3 separate regions of the Mus musculus genome follow, and regions 1 and 3 are each linked to region 2. The links are chromatin loops, found by intact Hi-C in ENCODE. Cell type or tissue: gastrocnemius. All regions are shown on one strand.

The links. Peaks named below come from ENCODE experiments on the same cell type or tissue, not always from the same donor. Only the 100,000 strongest peaks of a DNase experiment are listed, where the experiment ranks them.
Region 1: it touches region 2 in a loop (10-fold over the local background); 29 of 42 quality-filtered maps call a loop at or near these places.
Region 3: it touches region 2 in a loop (2.9-fold over the local background); 12 of 42 quality-filtered maps call a loop at or near these places.

What each region holds. Positions count from the first base shown.
Region 1 is chr4:148,166,933-148,174,932 of GRCm38, reverse strand. No RefSeq gene overlaps it. Among named protein-coding and RNA genes, the nearest start is that of Fbxo2, 10 kb to the right of the region's middle. In gastrocnemius, CTCF peaks have their summits at 6,447 (motif pointing left) and 7,680 (motif pointing right); DNase peaks (open chromatin) are centred at 2,442, 3,923, 6,447, 7,690 and 2 more places; H3K4me3 peaks cover 254 bases.
Region 2 is chr4:148,425,137-148,433,136 of GRCm38, reverse strand. No RefSeq gene overlaps it. Among named protein-coding and RNA genes, the nearest start is that of Ubiad1, 16 kb to the left of the region's middle. In gastrocnemius, CTCF peaks have their summits at 3,206 (motif pointing right) and 6,179 (motif pointing right); DNase peaks (open chromatin) are centred at 1,561, 3,215 and 5,800; H3K27ac peaks cover 310 bases.
Region 3 is chr4:148,099,030-148,107,029 of GRCm38, reverse strand. It overlaps Draxin (dorsal inhibitory axon guidance protein), which reads left to right. Exons shown (of 7, transcript NM_027426.3): 7 at 4,448-8,000. The coding sequence ends at 4,560. Among named protein-coding and RNA genes, the nearest start is that of Agtrap, 15 kb to the right of the region's middle. In gastrocnemius, a CTCF peak has its summit at 4,834; a DNase peak (open chromatin) is centred at 4,768; H3K4me3 peaks cover 752 bases; H3K27ac peaks cover 779 bases.

The sequences.
Region 1 (8,000 bases), 260 kb after region 2:
TTCTGGCAAGTTCATCTACCCTGTGGTGGAGACATTCCTTCCCCTGTATTAGAGTCAACATCTTCAGGGCTTCAATGCAGACTAATGATCAGCAGGGCTCTGAGAGTCCTCCAGAGAGCCAGCATCGGATTGGAAGTGCCAAGACATCCAGCCGCGTGGACTGAACAACTACCGGATTCTCGGCCGGCCTTTTAATCAGGAGGCAGAGTTGTTGAGCTACCCAGAGCACAGCTTATAACGCAGCCTAATCCGTTCCCCTTCACTCTAGATGCCGATCCTATCAGTTCTGCGCCTGTAGGGGACTCTGACTAATATGCCAAGTTTGCTTTAGTTGGCCACTTGGAGTGACAAATGTTTCTGTCATTTGTAGCTGCCAGGGTGGCAATCCAAGATTTTATTTAGCATCACTGGGAGCGGGGTCAGGAAGCCGAGGCCCAGAGAGATGGAGCTCGGTGCCCCAGGTCACACAGCTTATAGATTCAGCGATTCCGAGTGGGAAGCGCTTGCTCAGAGCCAACGTGCTCAATCTGGGCTTCCCGGGGAGGGAGAGGGATGAGGAGGCGTTTCTAGCAAGGCCCGGAGGACAGGGACGGAAAGGTACCAGGTTGCCATGGTTACCTGCTCACTGTGTGGCCTCAGACAGACAACCTGGCCTCTCTGAGCCTCCGGCTGGGAACAAAGCATTTCGCCCCAGCTGAGCACAGGAGACCGCTGCAGCAAGAAAGTGGGCTATCCCTCGCTCCCTCCCTGGGCCCCTGCCAGCAGCCGAAGCCCCTAAGGCTGTCGGACCCCCTCTCCACCAATACACACTCCACCTGGTTTTAAACATCTCTCAAAGCTTCGATTCAATTTGGGAGAACTCCGCAGCTCTGCAGTGCAGAATTCATCAGCCGAGGAGGCTGCTTTCGGGGAATAATTCATTTTTCTGGTGTCGGCGAGCAGAGTAATTGGTCCGGGGGCTGGCGCTCCCTCCCTCCGGCGCTCCCTCCCCGGGATGGTCTGATTTCAAACGCAGCCCGATACTGTTAGGTCAAAGGCTCTGCAATAAATAGGAGGGGGCTTCTGCCTCATAGATTGGATTATTCCACTCGCTGGTGACGAGCAAGAGGATTTAATTCCCCTGGAAACGCCAGCGAGAAAATCATTTTCCCCGCCCGATTCCCTCTTTCTTGTTTTCCTTTTTTTTTTTTTTTTCTTCCCTGAGGTATCTGTCTTTAAGAAGCTTTGAGGGTCTCCGGACTCGATTGTCCTCCTCACACACAGCCCACTGTCTGAAGCCATCTCCTCCCACATTCAATCACCATCTAAGGACAGAAGAAAATCCACGAGCGTCCCTGTCCCACCATAGAACACTAATGGGTCAGGAAGGGCCAGGGAGCCCATGTCCCCTAACATGGAAGTTCTTTGTCCCTGTTCAGAGGCTAAGGGTCCACTCGCCTTCTCCTCCAGGAAGCCCTCCCTGACTGGCCATCCAAACTAAAGAGACTGTTCCCTCACAGCTCCTTCACTGTTCCACACCTGTCTATGACAGAGGTGATGAGTCACAGAGTGGGCAATTTCCCCCTTTCCAAAAAAAAGTCTGTCTCTCACACTGTCTGAGCTTCCAGGATGAGGCCCCTTTGGGTCACTGTTGTCTCCTGGAAGCATAACAAGGTGTCTGGCATACAGAAGGGGCTTAATAAGAGCTTGGGTGCAGGTGCATCCCCCCAGGCCAGGCCCAGTGTAGGAAGCACTGTTGGGTTCAGGAAACCCCTTGGGCTCTGCACGATTCCCCCCTGCTCTGCGGGACTGGCATCCACAGGGTCCAGCACCCTGCTGTGTGCTGTGTGACACAGATCCAGGCTGTCCCTCTCTGAGCCTCCAGATGGAATGACCTAGTGCATTGCAACCAGAGATGAACGGTGCTTAGCACACCGGGCACACAGCTGCGACACATCCTGGACTTCACACTGCACTTCAGGGACATTTTTGTTGTGTTCGGAAAATACCAATGACTCAGAGATCAAAGTCAATGAAGCTGTGCTCTCCGATGGATAGGGTACTGGGCTTCCCACAGAGTGGAAGGAGAGGGGAGCCACGCATCCCACTGACCAGCACAGTGTGTCTGCCACAGCCTCCCATCTGCCGAAAACAGGGCTTCATCCATCTATAAGACATGTACCGGGCTGGTGAGATGGCTCAGTGGGTAAGAGCACCCGACTGCTCTTCCAATGGTCCGGAGTTCATATCCCAGCAACCACATGGTGACTCACAACCATCCGTAACGAGATCTGACTCCCTCTTCTGGAGTGTCTGAAGACAGCTACAGTGTACTTACATATAATAAATAAATAAATAAATCTTTTAAAAAAATGTACCACAGCCCTGAGGGAAGGATATGTACCTTGGGGGGCCCTGGACCCCTGTGGCTCTACAGGGTACAGTGTGAGGGGGAGTGGGGTAGGGGGAACTCTTTGAACACCAGCTTCTTTCTGTACACTCAGGGTGACAAAGGTTAGCACTCTGGGAGGGCTGTGTAGGGAAGTGGACAGCAACTCAGACAGGTAGTATGGGAAACCCATGAGTGGGGACAGCTCCTTCCCCACCCCATTCTCCTCCTGCAGCCCACAGTGTGTGGTGTGCCCTGGGCAGGTTAGCCTGAGCAACATCAGGGCAGGACCCTCAGGATCCAGATTGCACCTTTATTTCTATAAAGAGAAGCGGCAAATCCAGGGGAGACCCTAGTGTGTCAGTTTGCAAACCCCCACTCCTTTTCTTCCCTCTGTGCTGGGGGTGAAACCCAGAGCCCCCCCCCCATATGTTGGACAAGTGTTCTATCTCTGACCTGTATCACCAGTCCTCTTTTCATTTCTTATTTTTGAGACTGAGTTTGCCTAATTGCCCTCATTCTCTAGCCCAGGCTAGAGATGAACTCACTCTGTAGCCCAGGCTGGCCTAGAACTTTCTATTCTCTTGTCTCGGCTTTCCCAGTAGCTGAGATTACAGGCCTAAACTAAATGTGTGTTCTTGTCCCTAGACATGTGTGTCTCCTGACTCCTGGAAGAAAAGGAAAGAAGGGGAGTCAGGGGAGAGGAGGAGGTTGACCCCACATTCACTGATGGGAGGTGGCCCAAAAAGCAGAGAAAGGTCCCAGGTGGCCTGGGATGGAGGTGATCAGGTGGCTTGGCCTCAGGAGGCAAAGGCAGGATACACATTTGGAAATGGGGGACTCCACAGAGCTCCCCATCTGACCACATCACCGCATGGCTGCTTCCACCATCCTCACACCCCCTTCCCCACCCAGACAGTTCTTCCTAATATCTCCCTGAATCTCTCCTGCTGCTGTGTCAGCACAGACCTGAGCTGAAGCACCCTAGTTGTCTGCCGAGCTGACAGCAGCTTTAACTCAGCGAGATAATCCTACCAGCAATTAATTGGCTTTTGTTGGAGGAGACTGAATACCATCTTGTCTTAATCTCCTGCATTATTCTCCCTGCTCAGCAGAGTCAACACAAGATTAGGTTTAATTTGGGGGAAGGGGGGGGGGGACAGTGGACTCACTAGGAGATGAAATAGGATCTGTCTGGGTATCCTAAGCTTTCTTCAGCCGAGGGGGCTTGAAGAAGGCCCAGGGCTCTGCTGGGGTGCAGGAGCACCCCAGATCTAAAGACCACCTCCAACCCCCTGTAGGTTCAGGCCTGAACCTAAACCAAGCATGGTGGTACACACCTGCAATTCCAGGACCAAAGAGCAGAGGCAGGAGAAGCAGACATTCAATGTCAGCCTCAGGCCAGCCTGGGATACTTGAAAGTCTGTGTCAAAACAACAAAAGACAAGTTGCATGGAGAGACCCCAAGGCTGAGCCTCTTCAAAGACCCTGGGGATGGGCACTGAGCCCTCAGCAAGGAGCCTGGTTGGGCTTTGGATTCAAATCTCAGGTCTGAGGCCGCCAAGCTGAGAACCGCCTTGATGATGCTGCCATCTGGTGGTCACAAGAGGAACTGCCCCTTGCTCCCTTCTCAAATCTATTTACAAGACAAATTAGAAAAGAAAGAGAATCTGGAAAGATAGATCTGAGACTAAGAGCACTGATTGTTCTTCCAGAGGATCTGGGTTCAGTTCTCAGCATCCACATTGTGGCTCACAACCATCTGTAACTCCAGCTCTAGGGCATCCAATGCCCTCTTTGGGTCTTCTTTGACATACATACATGCAGGCAAAACACCCATACACATTAATTAAAAAGCGATCTTTCCATTACAAAGCTGCTAAACAGAGATAATCACCAGGAAAATACAAGAAAATCCATTTACATCCTATGACACCTTAATTAAAACTGTCTTGGCACCCCTGGTGCTCATTCAATCTGCCTGGGGGTATGACCCATGCTAGAACCCTGAAGTCACCTTCCATGTCATGTCCATTTCAGCCCCCAGCTCATCCTTGCTCTGGCTCCAGTAGGATCCCATGTCTGATCCTGAACCGTAATGACTTAGCTCATCCCTGAGCTGGAAGCCACTTCCGATATCCTCATGAGCAACCAGCCTCTCCCACCTATGACTAGTTAACAGCTCCTACAATAGTGGAGGAGACAAGTCTCTGGGCTTGTCTGTGAGAGGTTTCTTGATTGGGTTAAATGAGGTGGATAGATCCACCCTGAATGTGGGATGGCGGCGCCATTCCACAGCCTGGGGGTCCTGATGGGAAGAAAAGGAGAAGGCAAGCAAAGCAGGGCGCCCTGCCTGAGGACGCAGCTCTCCCTGAAACGGCTGGTGAGCAGGTAGGATGAACCTGGGCTCTTCTGGAGAGGCGGGTTGGAGACAGGGTTTCTCTGGGTAACAGAACCCTGGCTGTCCTGGGCTCGCTTTGTAGAGCAGGCTGGCCCGGAACTCACAGCGATCTGCCTGCCTCTGCCTCCCGGGTGTTGCTGAGGTTCAAGGCGAGCGCCACCACCCAGCCTGAACGTGAGCTCTTAACAATGAAAACCAGCACAGGAGTCCTCAGCCTGAGCCTGTTGCCGCTGCAAGACACTGCGGTGACCACACCGTCGTCACTGCTACCGTCCGGTCACCCAGTGTTCTCTGGAAATGTGGTTCCACGGGCAAGTCTGTAAACTGCTGCTATCTAATCCCCGGTTCCCAGAAACTTCCTGTCCCTAGCGGAAGCTCATGTCACACCATGTAGCACAGTGCGCAGCGCGTCCTGGGGAGACTCTCTGGGTTAGCATCTGCATCTCTAAGCTCACGGCAAGCGGCAAGCTGTGTCCCCACTGCTCCAGGCATGCTGGCTGCATTCCTGCTGTAGGTAGGTTCATTCCCAGCCCAGGGCCTTTGCTTTGGCTGCCCGTGTGGTGGTGTTGTCCCAGACCTCTGTATAGCTGGGGCCTCCTCATCGTCTTCAAAGGTCCCTTCACAGAGATCCTTCCTGATGCCCTTGGCCGAGCAACCCGGTCACCCTCAGTACTCCTTTGTTGGCGCTGCTGTGGAGACCAGGTCCCTGAGTAGCTGGCTAGAATCCCACTTCTATGAAGGACTAGAGGACTGTGTGACCTCAGGGAAATTGCCTGCCTTGTCTATGCTTTGTCTCACTCGAAAGAAAGAAAGAAAGAAAGAAAGAAAGAAAGAAAGAAAGAAAGAAAGAAAGAAAGAAAGAAAGAAAGAAAGAAAGAAAGGAAGGAAGGAAGGAAGGAAGGAAGAAAGGAAGAAAGAAAGAAAGAAAGAAAGAAAGAAAGAAAGAAAGAAAGAAAGAAAGAAAGAAAGAGAAAGGGAGAGAGAGGGAAGGAGGGAGGGAGGGAAGGGGAGAGAGAGAGAGAGAGAGAGAACAGGGACTGGAGAGATGGCTCAGCACCTAAGAGCACTTGCTGTTCTTTTCAGAGGACTCGTTCAGTTTCCAGAACCCACACCAGGAGGCTCACAACGAATGGTAACGTCCACTCCAAGGGATAGGGTGCTCTCCTCGGGCATCCGCACCCATGTGGCTACACACAGAGAGACATATGCACATACACATATACATACAAGAAATAAAAATTGATATTTAAGATAGTTTTTATCCTTTCTTGCTACTATATTTGATTTGGGGTTTTCTGGGGGAGAGGGTTGTGGTTTTCTGTTTTGTTTTGTTTTGTTTTGAGACCGGGTCTTATTGTGTAACTATGGCTGGCCTAGAGCTCACTATGTAGAGACCACATTGGTCTTAAACTCATGGAGATCCACCTGCCTCTGCCTCCAGCACAGTTCTTAATGGGCGCCCACTGAGTAGGGAGAGTGTCACCTCATGTTGGCCGCTGGCTTCATTTGATTGTTTGTTAGTCATGTTTCTCCCTCTACAGTGTGAACGCCAGCAGAGGCTGACTAACTGTGATCTCTTCCTGACATGTAGTAGGAAGTCACATTCAACTCATATTCAGTAGCAATGCATATTCAACTTGTTGCCCTAAGAGAGAGAGAGAGCCCTTGGCTGCCACCTGCTGGCTGACACGTGGAATTTTCCTTGAGGAACGCTGACCTCAGCTCCTCCTCGATGCCTCCAGGGTGGTGGGCTCAGCCCAGTTGAGGGTTAAGAATGAACGTGGGGGCTGGTGAGATGGCTCAGTGGGTAAGAGCACCCGACTGCTCTTCCAAGGTCCAGAGTTCAAATCCCAGCAACCACATGGTGGCTCACAACCATCCGTAACGAGATCTGACTCCCTCTTCTGGAGTGTCTGAAGACAGCTACAATGTACTTACATATAATAAATAAATAAACCTTAAAAAAAAAAAAAAAGAATGAACGTGGATCACAGTACCCCAATGCAGACTGACTGTATTGCTATGTTGATTCCGGGTGCCACTTGCCATCTTATTCTGTTTCATGTTAGGGAAGGGTGGTGACAATCCCTGTTCACATCTGAGTGGACAACAAGCACCCACTGGGATGCCCAAGAACTCACACTTCACCTCCCTGAGCAACACAACCTCCTGACCGCCACGTCTCTGTCAACCAGATGGTCTCCCAGAACTACTGAATTTAACTGTCACGCCACACTTCAGCCAACTCCTTGGGTCTCTTAGGTGGGTTCCTGACCCTTGAGAAGCCTTTTTCTTTCTTTTATTTTTTTTTTTTAATTTTTTTGGCCTGAAAGGACAGCCTCAGTGCTCTGGGCTCCCTCTTCTGAGCCAGGTAGGCTCCACACACATATTGCAGTCCTTTGCCCTAAAGCTCTACCTTACCTAACATTCATTACAACCCAAGCTCACGAGTTTATGCTCCCTTCCATTACGCTAGGCCCGAGGCCACCAGTCGCTCCTCTTATGATTAGCAATTAAGGTGGGTGGGACCTTGCCCTCCCCTCAGACTCGGAGTCCCCTTAGAAAGGACTGGGGTGAACGGGGGAGCTGGGGAGTTTGGAGTGGAGATGGCGTGGAGGTTAAGAGCACTTGCTGTTCTCCCAGAGGAGCCACATTCAAATCCCAGCACTATGTCAGGCTCACAACCACCTAGAATTCCAAAGGCAGGCGATCTGATGCTTTTTCTTTTATGGGCACCAGAACGGGTCACACACACACACACACACACACACACACACACACACACACACACACACACACACACGTAGTCCCGGAAGACCCAAGACAGAGACTTAGAAGCAATTAGACAGAAGGGTCAAGGAACTAAGGCAAGTCCCAGCTCAGGCGGCTGTCCCACCTCACCAGCAGGTGGCACCAAACCACAGACTAAAAGATGAAGGCAGAGCTGGGGGTGGGGGGGGGGGGTCACAGTGGCTCTATTAGGACAACAGTGACAAGACCTCTCCTCACCCCCAGTCAGCCATGGAGCATTCTGGGAAGGAGCTGAGATGCCAGAAAGCAAGTAGCCTAACCTACAGCCTAACACACCCTCCCCACGGCCTACCCCAAGCATGGCACAGAAAGGCAGCTTGTAGATAAAACCAATCCTGGCCCAGCCAGGAAGGCTAGCATAAAGCAGGGATGAATAAAAAGAGTAGCCAAGATTATTCTTCTCTGTGTGTGTGTACGCGC
Region 2 (8,000 bases):
TCCAATTCCAGGCCCCTCGGGATCTTCGCCTGCCTGTAGGGTTGCTCACTGGGGATTCCTCAGTCTCGGGGGGGGGGGGTGAGTGGGGAACAGAAGTCAGGGATTTTAGCTAGGTCTTCAGTCCTTACCAGTTGTAAGGTTGCCTCTCTGCTATCTGATGCTGGGGTTCAGGCCTGGAATTCACCCTGAACCTTGAAGGGTTCAGAATGCTCCCACCGACAGGCACCATGGGCCCGTGGGGGATGCTGGTTCCTGCCCCCTATTTTCTACTCAGTCAACTGTTCTTTTCTGTGGTCTCCCTGTTCACCTCTGCTGCTCAAACCTGCCCTCCTTCCATACGTTTGCTGAACCCTCACACAGGGCCCCACCTAGAAGACCTTGGAAGCTCGGGGCTGGCCTGCTGTGGAGGGGAACGAACCATGAACCCACCATATGCCATCTTACTTCCTGTGTTAATAACCAACCACACTCACACTGGAACCTAGCCCTAACCTCAGACTAAGACAGTAATGACCTTGGTGAAGGTTGCCATGCTACAGGAGATACACAGGAAAGAGATTACAGTTCAGAACAAGGAGGCAGAAGCCCTGGCCATTCTTCACGGGCTGGACTTGAACTTGGACACCTTGTTTGCCTTGGAGAGACTCTGTGTGGAGACAGAGGACTTAGGTTTCAGAAGTACCTTTGACAGCATATGAAATGTAGAATGAATGGAGATATAGTTAGAAGCCAGCAACATTTCTAAGTGTGTGCACCCACACATATGCGTGTGTGTGTGTGTGTGTTACATGGGTAACAGCTGTAGCAGACATTTTATAGGTTCTCAATGTGGGAACCATATTTTGAAGGTGATATTAACAAACCGGATCTTGCCCCAGATGCATTTGGAAGAAAGATGAAGGCACACAAGACCACACTGGCCTGGAAAGGAGACCCAAGAGAGTTGTCTTGGGGAAGAAGGACTGGGCCAGGCATGTGGTATTCAAAGAGCAAAACCAGGACGTGCAGATAGGAGTTGCATGACCCGATGTAACAGCTCTTGTGTTAAAGAAACCTCTGTAGCTGTGAGTGGAAACAGAAGTTGGAGTGTTCGGAGCATCAACATGGGGGGTGAGTTTGTCGTAACTAAAGAGAAAAGCTGGTTCCTTGGCAAGAACGCTGAAGCAAAGAGTCACACCACAGAGAGGTTGACGGAGACAACTGGGCAGCCCTGGAGTCTTCTCACCCTGTGATTTGGCTGGTTCTGATAAAGAGTTGCTCTATGGACCTGCCCGTGAGGGTTGGAACCAGAGGGTACAAGAAACATGTCGACAGTTCAGCTTCTAAGTGTCATCACAGCTGCGACGACTGATACCCTCTTCCCATTTTGTTTGCCTTCCAAAAATTACATACAGATGCACACCCAGACACATCCCGTGCAGTTGACTTCACCCTCAATGGCCCTGGAAGGGAGGTGGCTGACAGCTGTTCTCCTCTGTGCCCACTGCTAATGGACTGTCAGCCTCTTTCATTACTGGCTACAGACCACGAAGGCTGGTGTAAGAGTGCCTCTGGCGAGACCTGGACTCTTGTGGTAGCCAGCTGACACTTGTGATCTGCCAGGACAGCAGAGGGTGGTGAAGCCCAGTGAGGCCCTGCCTGGGGGCCTGGCAATCACTGGACCCAGGCGGAGCTCATCAGCAGGGGCCGGCAGCTGTAACTGTGAGATGCTCTCCTACTTCCCAAGATGTAGAAGCACTAGAGGAGCCAGGGAACGTCTTGGTCACATGCTCCTGACCAAACTGTGTGTGTGGTGGGTAACAGGAAATTGCTCTGGGCTCTGTGGTAATTAAGGCATGCCCCAAAGTCCGCACTCCATGCTCCCGCCATACCCTTGCTTCTGTATTTCCCACCACAGCTTAGAATCGCCACCACAGTTAGAGCTAGAGTCATGGATAACAAGACAGCTCCAGTGTGTGTTCTGTGTCCGTTTGTTAGCGTGTTTAGTGTCAGTGTCCCCCAACAGGTGGCTGGTAGACAGGCAAGTAAGACTGTATTTCAGCACCTGCCCAGCACTAGCACAACTGACCACAGTGTGTTTCAACAACTGGCCATGGAGCACAGGCTTGCGAGTGGCTAGACCCTATGGGACAGGTTTACTGACCACACTGACATGCGTACCACATAGCTGGCTGACCCGCAGCAGTAAGGACAGGTGAATTCCACCCAGGGTTGGAAGTGGAAGGGGAAAATGACAGTAACTCTGAAGATCTCTTAAGGTCTAGCTCATGTTTCCGGAAACCTGTAAATAATTAAGGTGTTGGATAAATGACTGAGGGAATGTCGGGGATAACGATGGCATTTATTGCAAGCTCCCTGTGTGCCAAGCCTTGTTCTGGAGCTTACATATATTGTTTTAATGTTCCTAACAGCTCCATGAATAGGTTATTGAGGGCTATTTTTTCATGAGACAAAGACTAGAGTAAAGGGAGAAGATTAATTGTCCAAGTCACCCATCATTCAAACCTTAGTCTGTGCCCATGTGAATTCTCTCCCACGGCCTCTTGTCCTGTCTCCGCTTACCTCACAGTGTCTTGCTCACATGAGGACTCCAGCCACGGGTTCGTCCTTGCTGAGTGTGAGGTGTGAGGAAGGTATCGTAGGACTGATGGGTGGCCGAGGCCATGGAGGGCTGGACTCCCACGTGTCCTTCCCATGGCCACAATGCTATGAAGTTTCCCTAATGTGGGAGTGACTGGGCCAGCACCTGCAGGCCAAGAAGGTAGCTCCCCTCAGCGTGAGCCAGCCACCTTCCTCAGGGCATTCCAAGATAGGCAAGAGGCGGCCCGAGACCATGTGGAAGAGATGAGGAGAGAGGAAACACCAGGGCCCCTTAGGAGCTGCCTCCCGTCTCAAGACTGGCCTATAGCGTTTCTGTCTTCAAAGTGAGGTCCTCTGCCTTGGGCCTCCAGTTGCTCAATGGTGAGAGGAGAGGTAAGTCTACATTACTGTGGAGGTGGGAATGGGATCAAGGTTTCAAGTCAGAGCCTGCCAGGCTTTGATGACTGCTCAAGTCAGCTGGAAAGGAAGACCCATTCTCAAGTTAAATGTGGGCTCACGCCCACCCGTCCCTCCCTCCCTCCATCTGCCATCTTTTCTCACCTGGCCACTGAAACAGAGGGTCCCTAGAAACAGTCCAGATGCTTTGCCTGGTAAGAATGCAACCAGCCACCAGGGGGCGTCGGAGAGAAACTCCAGTCCACCTTCACAGGGATCAGGCTCTGCTTGACTTGTGAGAGTTCCTTGGGTATAGGCAGTGAGGAGAGAGGCCCCTTTGGGTGAGTGTGCTTCTATTAGGGAAAGGGGATGGACAAAGTCAGCCATGGAACAGCAAGAAGTGTAGCTCGCTGAGGGCGGAGATCAGCTGCAGATTGGAGCCAATCAGGAGGGGCTTCTGGGAGGAGATGACAATGGACTGAGCTCAGGGTTCTTAGGAGAAGTTAGCCAGGAGAGGTGCTGGTGACGTGGCCTACCTGTCCTCACAGCTGGAGGGTCGTCGCCACCCCCCTCACCCCCCGCCCTGCCTGCTGCTGAGACCATCCAGGGCACTTTTCCTTCAGTCTCTTCTGGTCACATAGCCAGACGACTGTAGCGTTGAGGCAGATGTGCCAAAGGTGCCCTTCTCAGTGCCAAGGTCAAAGCCGACTGAGGAGTGACTGATACCTTGCTGAGAAACAGTCAGAAGGAGACGGTAGCACATTTAATCAGCCCAGGCTGCCGGTGCTAAATCCAGATGAATGGCCTTGAACGATGAGGCCCAAGGAGAGCATTGCCAGAAGCAAGCTCCTGAGCCTGCATCTACCGAGGACGAGGGCTTCATCCCTGCTGTCCCTGGCTTTCTGCTACTTTGTTAGGCCTCTCGAATGGTTGCTATACGCTGGCATCAACACTCAGTTCTCTGTAGCAACCAAGGACAACCTATTCAGAGCCTTTCTTACAGAAGAGAGCCAAGCTTATTCTGGGGCCCGCTAGGAGCAATGGCGGGTAGAGAGGCTGCCTGACCTGCAGAGGGCCTTCTGGTGGGTACCTCCTAGGTTCAAGGCCACATCTTGGAGTACAGTCTGAGTTCAACAAGGCAAGGCTATCTGTAGAACGCCCAAGTCCGTTTTACCAAAGTTGTTAGCATTTCTTTAACCATGCATGTGCATATGTACAGATAGATCTGTGAGACCATTTGGATGTGCACGTCCCCCTCACTCTGTACTGGGACAGTGTCCCAGGTATTCAGAAAGCATCACAAATTCTTGGCACCCGGTGCAATGAGCTCCACCTTGTAGAACAATCTCAATTACCAGATAAGCAGTCTCCACGCTGCTCTGGGGAGGATGAAAAGAAACCACAGGGGCTGTGAGCAAATGATAGCCCAGAGCAGCTCCAGGCAGAGGCAAGGGGGATACAGTTGTTCTTTAGCCTGTCAGTTCAGGGCTGCGCCTGGCTGAATGCAAGGCCTGGCTGCTCTGCTGAGAAGAGTCTTTCCTCCCTGAAGAGAAACTGCAGCAGGAGAAGGATGAAGGCAAAGATAGGCAAATCCCTCAAGCGGGGCAGAACCCTAAGAATCTCTGCCTCAGGCCGTGTGGTAGATGCCGTGGAGCTATGAGGAAAGCCCCTGCCTCCTCAGGAGGACCTGTCTCCTAGAGGAAGCTAGGCCCCACTCTGGGACCCTACTGCCGGCTCCCGGAGTTGGGGGCATGGACCTCTCTTGTTGGTAAAGCAGTAGTGGCCTGTCACATGACCCAGTCATGAGAGCCACGGTAGCCAGGATTTGGGAGAACACTTGGGTCTCTCACCGAGTCCCCTTGTGTCCTGAGTTGATTATGGAATTTGAGTCGAGATATTCTGAGGGATCAGGCGATTCTGTCAAGGTCATTTAGCCACCATTGGGGGCCCCACGTAAAAGCTGGTTTTCTCCTGGACCCCAAATTCAGCACTTCCGGGGTTAAAGCCATCCTCTATGTCACTGCTCCGCTCTCTTTTGAAGGCAGGAGAGGAGGCATTGTTTGGTTTTTAAATATAAATCTCATTTTTCGCTTTACACGTTGAAAGAGCCACAGCTGCCTCTTTTGCCATTATCCCTCCCAGTCCCCACCCCCTTCATCTCCCCTCTCCTCCCTAACCCTGTCCCCAGTTCCCCTCAGCACACCTTTGCTCTCTGGCACCCAGGCAGCTTCCCAAGCTAGCTGCTCTGGGTGTTAGAGGACAGGAGGCAGAGTCAGGGCATAGGAACCCACGAGAGAAGGGGTGGGGGCTTCTCTTTGAGAGATGGATGATTTAGTAGTCACTGGCTTTATGTGGCTGCCCAGCAAGTCACCTCAGCCATCTCTGAGATCTGGAGCCAGCTTTAGACTGCAGCAGCCATGGGTGGAGACACCCATGGGAGTGAGTGCATGCTGACACATCTCACCCTCTGGCTCTCAATTCTTCTACCCTGTCACCTGGATTGGGTCCATACAAGCTGATTGTCACATTTGAGCAACGCCATGACCCAGTTTCCTAATGAGGAGAGTGAGGCTCTTCCAGCAGGGTTAGTACCTTGCTGACTGTGCCCTCAGATTCAGAACCCAAGAGCACAGCACCAGTGACAGAGCTGGGCTTTGGAACTGGGCCTTTAACTCCTTGCCCAGTGCTCTTCCCACTCTGCTCGGTGGCATGGGCCAGCATCTCTTCTGTATACTGTCATAGCCTCCAGAAGGCTGGAGGGGCCCCCCAGGACTCGTCTGAAACCAGGGATCAGCTCCAAACACAGCCAAGAGGCCAACATGCTCTGCCTCACAAGGCAACAGTGGCTTGAGATGGCTCCCCGGGCGAAGATAGGCGCCAACAAGCGAGGAGCCACCGATTGCACCGATTGGGAGATAATCTCCCTGAGAAATGATGGGGACCAGTTGCTTTGGCAGCTGCAGGGCTGCATCTGAGCCCCAGTGCTGGTGTGTGTGTGTGTACCACCCCCAGATCCACACCGCTATTGGCTTGTTGCAGAAACAGATGTTCTCAATTCTCTTTGTCCCTAATAGGCACTTAAATGCTGGAGGGGGAGCCAGCAATGGGGACAGAAATCATGTGACTATTTCAGGCTTTTTTTTTTTTTTAAAGATTATTTATTATTAATCCAAGTACACTGTAGCTGTCTTCAGATACACCAGAAGAGGGCATCAGATCCCATTACGGATGGTTGTGAGCCACCATGTGGTTGCTGGGATTTGAACTTAGGACCTTTGGAAGAACAGTTGGTGCTCTTAACCACTGAGCCATCTGTCCAGCCCCTATTTCAGGCTTTTTCTGGAAGGGTAGGCTTCTGCAAGACTTGGGGTCTGGGAGTGGGTGTGTCAGAGGATCAGCCCCCACCCTGAGTGCTTCTGGGAAAATCCTGGGAAAGCTACCATAGTAACAGTGGGCATTGGGTGCTGAGGACAACTTCTTAGAGGAGCTGCCTTCAACCTGTCATCGGGACTGGCCCCAAAGCTGAAGTCACAGGGAGGGAATGCTGGGACTTCTGGCCTCCTGCCTCCCAGACTCGAGAGGATTGGAAGGGGTCAAGGGCTGGTGAGACTGATGTCTTTTGTTCCATTCTCACTTGATCCTTACCTGTCTGTCCATCCATCTAGTGTGCACACATCACCCATGCATCTACTGAGAACATCCAGTATCTGGCAGCAGCATGCAGGTTTGCAGGTAAAACATTTCCCGAAAAAGGCTTTGCACCCCTTTTGCCTGCTGAGCCATGGCCATGATTTAATGGGAGCTTGGAGCCTTTCCTGCCCCTGAACAGCTCTGCATCAACCTGCCTCAGTGCCCTGAGCTCCACAATCCATCAGCCTTGAGAATGGAAGGTACCCCATTTCCCAGAGGTCCATGCTAAGATACTGGCATGCAACCGAGGAGATTCTCAAAGAGAAAAAACAAAAAACAAAAAACCACTACCACTGTGTCACGGTAGAGAGCAGAGGGTCAGGCCTGGACACTCAGTGAACAGGTTCCGGTGGGAGAAAAACGAGAAGCATCCACCCCATAGATGTTGCTTTGGGAGGGAAGATCTGAGGATGTCCCAGGAGCAATGGGGACTTACAGGGGTGGGAGGAGAGGGGTATCTCGTGGGGTGACCCAAAGCATGACCCACGCATTATTGGATGGTTTGCTTTTTGCCTGGAGACCCTCGAGGTAAGCAGAGACCTGTCTAAGAACAATCCAGCACAAGGGAGAGTTGGGGGAAGATTTTTATTATGCTCTACTGACCTGCAAAAGTGGGATGCTCAGAAATGGACCGACCTCTGTCACCACAAGCCCTGCCCCTGCAGATGTCAATGGGGCAGAGTAACAGGGGCAGAGGCTGCAGCTGTTTGGTTACCTTCCAGACCCCTGCAGCCTGCACTGTCTGTTGTCTTCCCCACCGGGCAGAGGACTGGTTACAGATGAGCTCAGGCCCCACTAGGGGCTGCCAAGGGCAGAAAGTAACCTGGTCCACCAGGACAGTTTTTATTTTGTTTTGCTTCAAGATAGGAGCTCACAGTGTAGCTCTAGCTGGCTAGATCTAGAAACATAGCTCAGGTTGATTGCTCTTGAACTTTCAGCAATCCTCCTGCCTCTGTTTCCAGAGAACTGGGATGACAGGTGCAACCATACCTGGCCAGTTTGCAAAAGAACCTAGTCACTGGGCCGGGGGCTGGGAGACTCTGTTCCTCTGTGTCCCTCATCTGATGGATGTTAGGAAGGTAATTAACTGACTGGGGAGGTGTCCAACAGGCAGAGACACCCTTGGTAACCCCTGACTACTTAATATTCAGAGCCCATGTTACCCTCTCATAGCAGAGAGTTTCTGGTGGTGGTGGGGGGAGAAATCCCATTGTGAAGTACATTAAAATTCACCTTAAATGATTTCCATAAAGACAATTATTATTATCGGTGATAATTCTCAGTGGCTGCCTGGTCTACTAAGTGCCAGACTTGTAGTGGGGGCTGGGGATGTT
Region 3 (8,000 bases), 330 kb after region 2:
ACAGTGACACCTGGCTTGGAAAAAAACAAACTAGGACTAGCAATTGGTTGGGCATGTAAAGGGCTTGCCCTGCCAGCCTGATGACCTGTATTCAATGCCTGGAATCTGTATAAAGGTGGAAGGAGAGAGCCAAGCAAAGTTGTCTTTTGCCCTTCACCTGCACAGTGCACACACAGACGCACATCAATAAACAAAAATAAATGAAAATGAACCAAAAAAGGAAGAAAGGGGAGAGGGAAAGAGGGAGAGGAGAGAGAGAGAGAGAGAGAGAGAGAGAGAGAGAGAGAGAGAGAGAGAGAGAGAGAGAGAAAGCAATGATGCCATTGATCTGTAATTCAGACTGAGGCAGGAGGATAACGAGTTTGAAGCCTTCCTCTGCAACTTAGCATAACTCTGCTTCAGGAAAAAAAAAAATTTGGAGATAAAATCTCTCAGGCGTCAGAGGCAGGTGGATCTCTGTGTTCAAGGCCAGCCTGGTATACATATTAAGATCCAGTTTCTAAATGAATACATAAATTGCTGAAGGTGTAGTTCAGTGGTAGAGCTCTTTCTTGGAAGGCCTCGAGTTCAATCCCCTACCCATATGAAAGGCAGAGCCAGGGATGGGGAGATGGCTCCGTGATTAAGAGCCCTTGCTGCTGTTGCAGAGGACCCAGGTTCAGTTCCTCACAGCAATATAGCAGCTCACTACCATCCAACACTCCAGTTCCAGGGGATCTAGTGTCCTCTTCTGACCTTCAGACACCAAACAATTATGTTGGTACGCATACATACAAGCAGACAAAACAATCAAACTCAAAATAAATCTTTGTTTGTTTGTTTGTCTGAGACAGGGTTTTATGGTATAATAGCCCAGGCTGGTCTGGGTTTGCTTTGTAGACCAGGCTAGCCTTGAACTAACAGAGATCCTTTTCCCTCTGCCTCCTGAGTGCTGGGATTAAAGGTATGTGCTGTCGCTGGCTGACTTCAAAATAAATCTTAAAGAAAATTTTTAAATAGAGAAGGATGAAGGAAATAAGTGGAAAAATAATTCTAATTGCATCTTCGGAGAATCTTCAGACTGACACAAAAGTAGCCATAGTATCATTGAGTACCTGGTTCCCACCAGTGAGATTCATTAAAGACCAACGTGGCCATCCTGAATGGGGCTGTCACTGCCACAGGCTTCCCCTGTTTCAATCGGATCTTTATTTATTTATACAGTATTTATTTCGGCACGCAGCTCTGAGAGATAAGCACCCTTTTAAATACAAGGTATCAGAATGGACAAGCCAACCAAATTCAGCCTGCATTCCAGGCTCTGAGAGCACAACCCTTCCCCAGCTGGTCTGTGAACCTGAGCCCCGCTCCAAGTCTAGTTCACAGCCTCAGAAGAGCCCCGTGCCATCTCCATTCCTGAGGTCCATTCCAGTGAAGTGAGATAACAAGAAAACAAATCCATAGATAAGCTGTCCCTGGAGCCAGGCACGGTGGCACAGGCCTGTGATCTCAGCATCCAGACGTAGAGACAGGAGACTCATAGCTTCAAGGTCATCTTCAACCAGCTATGGAATATCACCCAGGGCAGCCTAGGCTATAGAGGGCCCTGTGTCCATCCCAACTACACTACACCCACCCCCAAAAAGAAAAAGAGAAAAGAAAGGTCCTTGGAATGTCATAAGGTCTGTAAAGGCTGCTTTTTCCTAGAAGGTTAGTAGGTAGAGAAGAAGGATAAAGGAAGTTTCCAGAAGAGCCACACTGTGTTGCCCTTGTTTAGATTTTGTTTGATTAGTGATCGGAAGTAATGCCCACACTTATACAGAGAAGTCACATGGTCTAGCCGCTGTGTTTAAAAGATAGCTCTGGTAAGCTAGGTATAGTGACAAGGCTCACTATAGCTTACCTAGCATACCCTAGGCCCTGAGTTCTGTTGCTGGTGAAAATTTGGTGTACGTACAATCTAAGCTTGGGAGGTAGAAGAACGGTTGGGAGTGGTTGGGATATCAAACTCCATTCTCAGTCGGCCAGCCTTGGAGGCATGAGACCCTGTGTCCCCCCCCCCCCAAAAGCTATCTCTGATTGCAGAACTGGGGACAGTTGAGGACAGGGAATAGGCTGGACGAGTGAAAAGATGTAAGATGCTGTTGCCTGTGTCCAGAGCACCGGCCACTTCGCAGAGCGGCAGACAGGGGCACAGTATATAGGTGAGCCACTGAGGCCTTGGTGTTGGCCTGGTAAGGGGGCTGTGGGAGGCTCTCACGGGGAAAGCCTCCTCCTGTGGGCCTCAGATGGCAAGCTGCTCACACTGCTTGCTTTCTAGGGATCCTCCAGGTGTCTGCATCCAGAGCCTAATTGTGTCTTCCTGTACTGATTAGTTTCACCCAAATTCCTACTTCTTCCTGGAGACTCAGATTCCAGGAACAAAGGGGAGAGTGGAAGCTATGATTTGGATAGCTCATTAAACATTAAACATGGCCAGAAAGTAAGGGGGTTCACCCAAGATGCCACTCAGGAAGGACCTGAGAGGGACCAGAGCAGGCCAGGCCAGCAGAGTCTGGAAGCTCCTAATGGCTTCTGTCACCGCCTAACATTCCTGCTTCTACAACTGGCCCTCTACTGTCACTTTGGCCAAGTGCTGGGCCTTGGGGCTGGGGATCTGGCTTAGCTAGCAGAGCGCTTGTCTAGCTGCAGAAAGAATTGGGTCACTCACTCAGCACCACATAAAACTAAGCTTGGTGGAGCACTCCTGTGATCTCAGTGCCTTAGAGATGGACATAAGAGGATCATGAGGGCCAAGGCTATCCTCAGCTACAAAGCAAGTGGAAGGCCAGCCTGGGTTACATGAGACCTTGTCTTCAAACCGTAACAAATTCTAGCCTTCCAATCACAAACTTCCCAGCAGCCCCTTTGCCCTCCAGCTTGAAACAGAGGTATCCTCTCACTCTGAGGTCATTCTGACCCTGAAATGCAGGGGTTTCTTGGGCCACAGAGAACATCTCCTTTCATGTTATCAGGGGGATGGGACCTACTATGATCTTAAATGAAAAAAAAAAAATATCTACTCACATCTCAGGTAGACTAAAGCCCCGATAAACAGAGCCACGGGCAAGATACCTACCCACTGGTGTCAGCAGGTTCACACTTAATTAGGTGACATCATGTGTTTGTGTGTATGACGGATGAGCCTGTGTGGTGTGTGTTTGAGGTATTTGTGTGTGATGTATGTGTGTGTTTGTATACGAGTGTAGAGGTGCATGTGCCAGGCTCATGTGTGGAGACAGAGGACAATCCTACGTGTCAGCCCCTGCCTTCTACCTTGCTAGAGACAGGGTCACTCGTTTGCTGCTATGTATGCCTTTTTTTGTTTGTTTGTTTGTTTGTTTGTTTTTTTAAAGATTTATTTATTATATGTAAGTACACTGTAGCTGTCCTCAGATACTCCAGAAGAGGGCATCAGATTTCATTACGGATGGTTGTGAGCCACCATGTGGTTGCTGGGATTTGAACTCAGGACCTTCAGAAGAGCAGTCGGCACTCTTAACCACTGAGCCATCTCACCAGCCCCCTGTTTGTTTGTTTTTGTTTGCTTGTTCTTCCCCGAAGACAGGGTTTCTCTGTGTAGCCCTGGCTATCTTGGAACTCACTCTGTACACCAGGCTGGCCTTGAACTCAGAGATCTGCCTGCCTTGGATTAAAGGTGTGCACCACCACCGCCTGGCTGTGGGTGCTGTCTGGCCAAGCAATCCCATCTTGCCGTAGAAGCTTTGTAGTCCCTTGCAGATGCACTACAGAGTCTGGCTTTTTACAGGAGTTCTTGGGATCTGAACATGGGTCCCTAATGTTGGCAGGGCAATCAGTTTACTGCCTAGGCCATCTCCCCATATGGTGAGAGATTTTATCTCTTGATTCCTGGGCCTAGGGCTTTCTAAGCAAGTACTCTATACCTGGCCTACAGCTTCAGTCTTTCATTTGTTCGTTTAATCTTTTGGATTTTTTTTTTTTGAGACAGGGTTTCACTGTATAGTTGGCTAGCCTGGAACTTACTCTGTACACCAGGCTGGCCTCAGAATCAGTGATCCATCTGCCTCTGCCTCCCAAATGCTGGGACTAAAGAATGGGCCACTATGCTCAACTTTTTCCACCTAAATTTATGAGGTTGTGTGTAGTTCAGCGATGAGTGTGCTCTTAATATCCACAAGCCCCACATTCAACATTTAAGTTTTGTTTTTGTTTTGCTTTGAGTCTGCTATGTAGTCCTGGTCAGCCTCAGGCTAGATTCAAACCTGCTGCTTCAGCCTCCTTAGTGTTAGGATACTGTACAGGCCTGTGTGACCAGCCCAGTTTCTTAAGTCTTTTCAGGCTCGTGTGTATGGGGGCTGTTGGATGAGAAGCCTGGGAAGGCTGGAGGGGAAGAAAAAAGAGGAGACTGTCACCCTCGGTTCTGACTTCCTTGCCTTCTTCCACTCAGGGCTGCGTTGCTATGCCAAATTCCACCGGAACCGCAGGGTCACTCGGAGGAAGGGGCGCTGCGTGGAACCGGAGACAGCCAACGGGGACCAGGGATCTTTCATCAACATCTAGTGCCCTAGTGGTGCCTCCCCACCGGCCCGGGGTCTGAGCCAGGGAGGTTTAGGACAAACAGGACCGTGTTAGTAACTAGCTCAGCTTGGGCTGAGTAGGGAACCAATGGCTGAGGCAGCAGGTGTACGCCCAGTACACTCAACCACAAGCTGGAGAGCGGTTTAGCAGAGAGCAGTGCGCCAGAGCCCGCCCGCCCGCAGTCCGGGGTGGGACCCCCACCTGCTCCCTGATTCTGCTCGACTCGGCGGTGGCTTTGTGTAGCGCACCCTCTTCTGCTCGACACCAGCATTGCAGCAGTTTCAATTGGCGAAAACAAGAGGCTTCCTTGACTGAAAAGGGTTGGAAAGAGAGGGGACAACTGACAGTCCTGGATCTGGAATGCTATGTCGCAGGCAAACGCCAAGCGCCACATGTATTTTTACTGAATTTCCACAGAGACCGTGGTAAGAGACCACTGACCCGCACCTGAGGTGCGCGATCCCACGTTCAGAGTCCCACGTCATCCATGATCCTCCAGTTTTGGCCACAGAGACTAGACTTGACCTGTTCTCAGGCTTTTCCCAAGAGAGACTTATGTCTTTTTTGATGGACTGAGTCTCACTCTTTGGCCAAGCTGGCAACTCAGACAATCCTCCTGCCTCAGTCTTCCAAATGCTGGAATTATAGGCATGGGTCAGCATATTTGGCAGGTGTATCTTCCTTAAAAACAAGACATTAGGGCTGGGGATGTGGCTACGTTTGTAACATGCTTGCCTGGAATGCATGAATCCTGCCCAGGCTGGACTTCTTCTGATTAGTGAGTGTGAGGCCAGACCACAGCAGACTGCATCTCAAGCAAAACAAAGTAAGCTGTTTGCCTCACCTGCGCGAGGCCCTGGGCTTGCTCCCATTCCGTTTCCCCCTCCTCCCACTTCTTTCCCTCAGCTCCTACACAGGGCACCTGTTTTCAAGTGAAGAATAATCCCCATGGCTGGGTCCTTGCATGTGACAGGTGCTAATCATCATCATGAATAGGAGAAACAGTAACGTTGCTCTGCTCCTATGCTTATCCATAGCCCAGATCATCCAGTCCTGAGACGCCACGTCACTCCCTCCTCAGTGGTCCTCAGTCTCTGCTCTGCTGCAAAGGCATGCACACACGTCCCCACATGCTCGCCAGACATACTGTGTAATGACTCTCACCCTCCATCCCTGACACTCCATCCTTCACATCAGCAGCGATGCCCCCTTGGAAAGTGGGGCCACCTCTGAGTCTGGGGTACAGCGTGAAGCACCCCTACAGGCTAGAACCGTGACGACAAGCCCACGCTTACCGGCACTACTCAGGACATGTCTCAGCGGATCTGAGATCCCTGCGCCTGGCATCTCCGTCCTGATCAACTTTTGCGAAGGACAAAAGCCTTCCCAGGACAAGCCCTCCCCAGCCTGGACCTCACCCGTGGGATGCCAGGGCTGTTTACTGCTTTGGGATAACCAGTCTGGTCCAGGGTCAGGCTCCAAGGAAAGCTGGCAGATCGAGAAGAAATCAAATATGCTTGTTCTTCTTTCCAAGCTGGGTCTGATAGGCCTGGGGAGTGGGCGGGGTGGGGGCGGGGCCAGGAGTCGGAAGGATCAAGGCCAAGGTGGGAAAGCAAGTCCTAATACAGATTTCTTTTCCTTTTTTGTAGTACCAGAGCCTTGCACGGTCCAGGCAAGTGCTCGACTACTGAGTTACGTGCTAACTTGGTCTGGGCTTCAAAGTCTCCAAAGCTCCCCCAGGGAGCTGCCTTGGTCCCCTGTCTTCTCACCTGCTGCAGTAAAGAGCCTGTTCTTCCAACTCACTTTGCTGACCTTAGGGAAGTTACTTAAGGTCTCTGTCCCTTGACTTTTCATGTCTGGTTCTTACCAGGTGTTTAGTACAGTGTCTGGCCCATAACACACACACACACACACACACACACACACACACACACGCACGCACGCACACACGCACACACGCGCACATGCACACACACCTAGAGTGCCAGCTAACAAACGTCAACGGGCCTTTTCTTCCACAGTGATCCATCATATAGCTAGTGATTTTTCTAAAAATTGATGTCTCACTACACAGTCCTAGCTGATCTGAAATTCATAACGTAGACCAGCTTGGCTTGGCCTGGGACTCACAGGGATCTGCCTGCCTCTGCCTCTGCCTTTCCTGTCCTGGGATTAAAGGTGTGCATCTCCAGGCACAGTTCAGGATGCTTTCTCTTTCTCTGGTTTCTCCAAAGTGCATTAATCCCAGCACTCGGGTGGCAGAGGTAGGTGAATCTCTGTGAGTTCAAAGCACGGCTGGTCTACATAGAGAGTTCCGGGACAGCCAGGGCTATGTAGAGAGATCCTGCCTCAAAAAACAAAACAACAAAACAAAAACCAAACTAACAACAACAAAAACCAAAGTGTACGGCACAGAGCAAAGCCACTTTGCTGGGGACACATTTGGATTCCCGGCTGAGGCAGGGCTGGAAGAGCTTGTGGCTATGCAGGATCAGGTTTGTGTGTGTGTAAAAGGGGGTCCTGGTGGAGGACTGAGCAGGATGAGGAGAGGTTAATAGCTGCCTAGACAGGCCACCTGAGCTGATGCCTCAAGAACACTCTGACAGATCTCCATTGTCCCCAGACAGGGACTATTTGTCTGGGTTTTGTCTGATGATGCAAAGGGGTTGTTCTCACAGTTGGTGGAAAAGGGCTGAGGGTCCTGTGACCTGAGACTCAAACTTCAAAGGAAAATGACAGCTTTGCCTGCCCTTTGAGGAGGTCGAGTTCCAAGACCTCACCCCTTCTCCTGCTAAGGAGCTTCATTGAGTCCTTCTCCAAGCCTCCTCGGGTCCTCTCCAGGCTCCTCCTACCACTGCCTACAGTGAACCTATGGAGCCTACAAGGACCATGTTTAGAAACTAAGGAACCAGGAGTCCTGGGTGCCAGAAAAGTGGAGTCTGGAGAGGCCAACAGCCGAGGCTCCCTTTTGAGGGGTCTTGGGTCTGGACTCCATTAATTCTGGCCCTCCATGACAGCCTTCATGCTCACAGGCCACAGGGAGTATGTGATTACTGTAGGCCACGGCAGTTGTGAAGACACAGAAAATGGGAGGCCAGGTTAAGCCGGCTGCGTACAGAACAAGGTGTTTATACTGCAGGGAATGAGGTTTCCAAATCTCAAGGAAGAGCAGACATGGGACAGATCCATGGCCAAGCCTCCTCTTGTTGCCAAGTCATCTGGTAGAATCACAGAGCCTCCCTTCAACTTTCCCTAGTCTACATCTGCAGGTACCAATAAGACCATCTACATAACCTGCAAGAAACATGTTTAAAAAGCAAAAGATCAGGAGCCCTGGCTGCCAGGAATGCGGGTTCTACCCCTTACCTACTGAAGCACAGTCACAAGGGTGTCCCCTTCCCCACTCCCAGCATCTGGCTTCT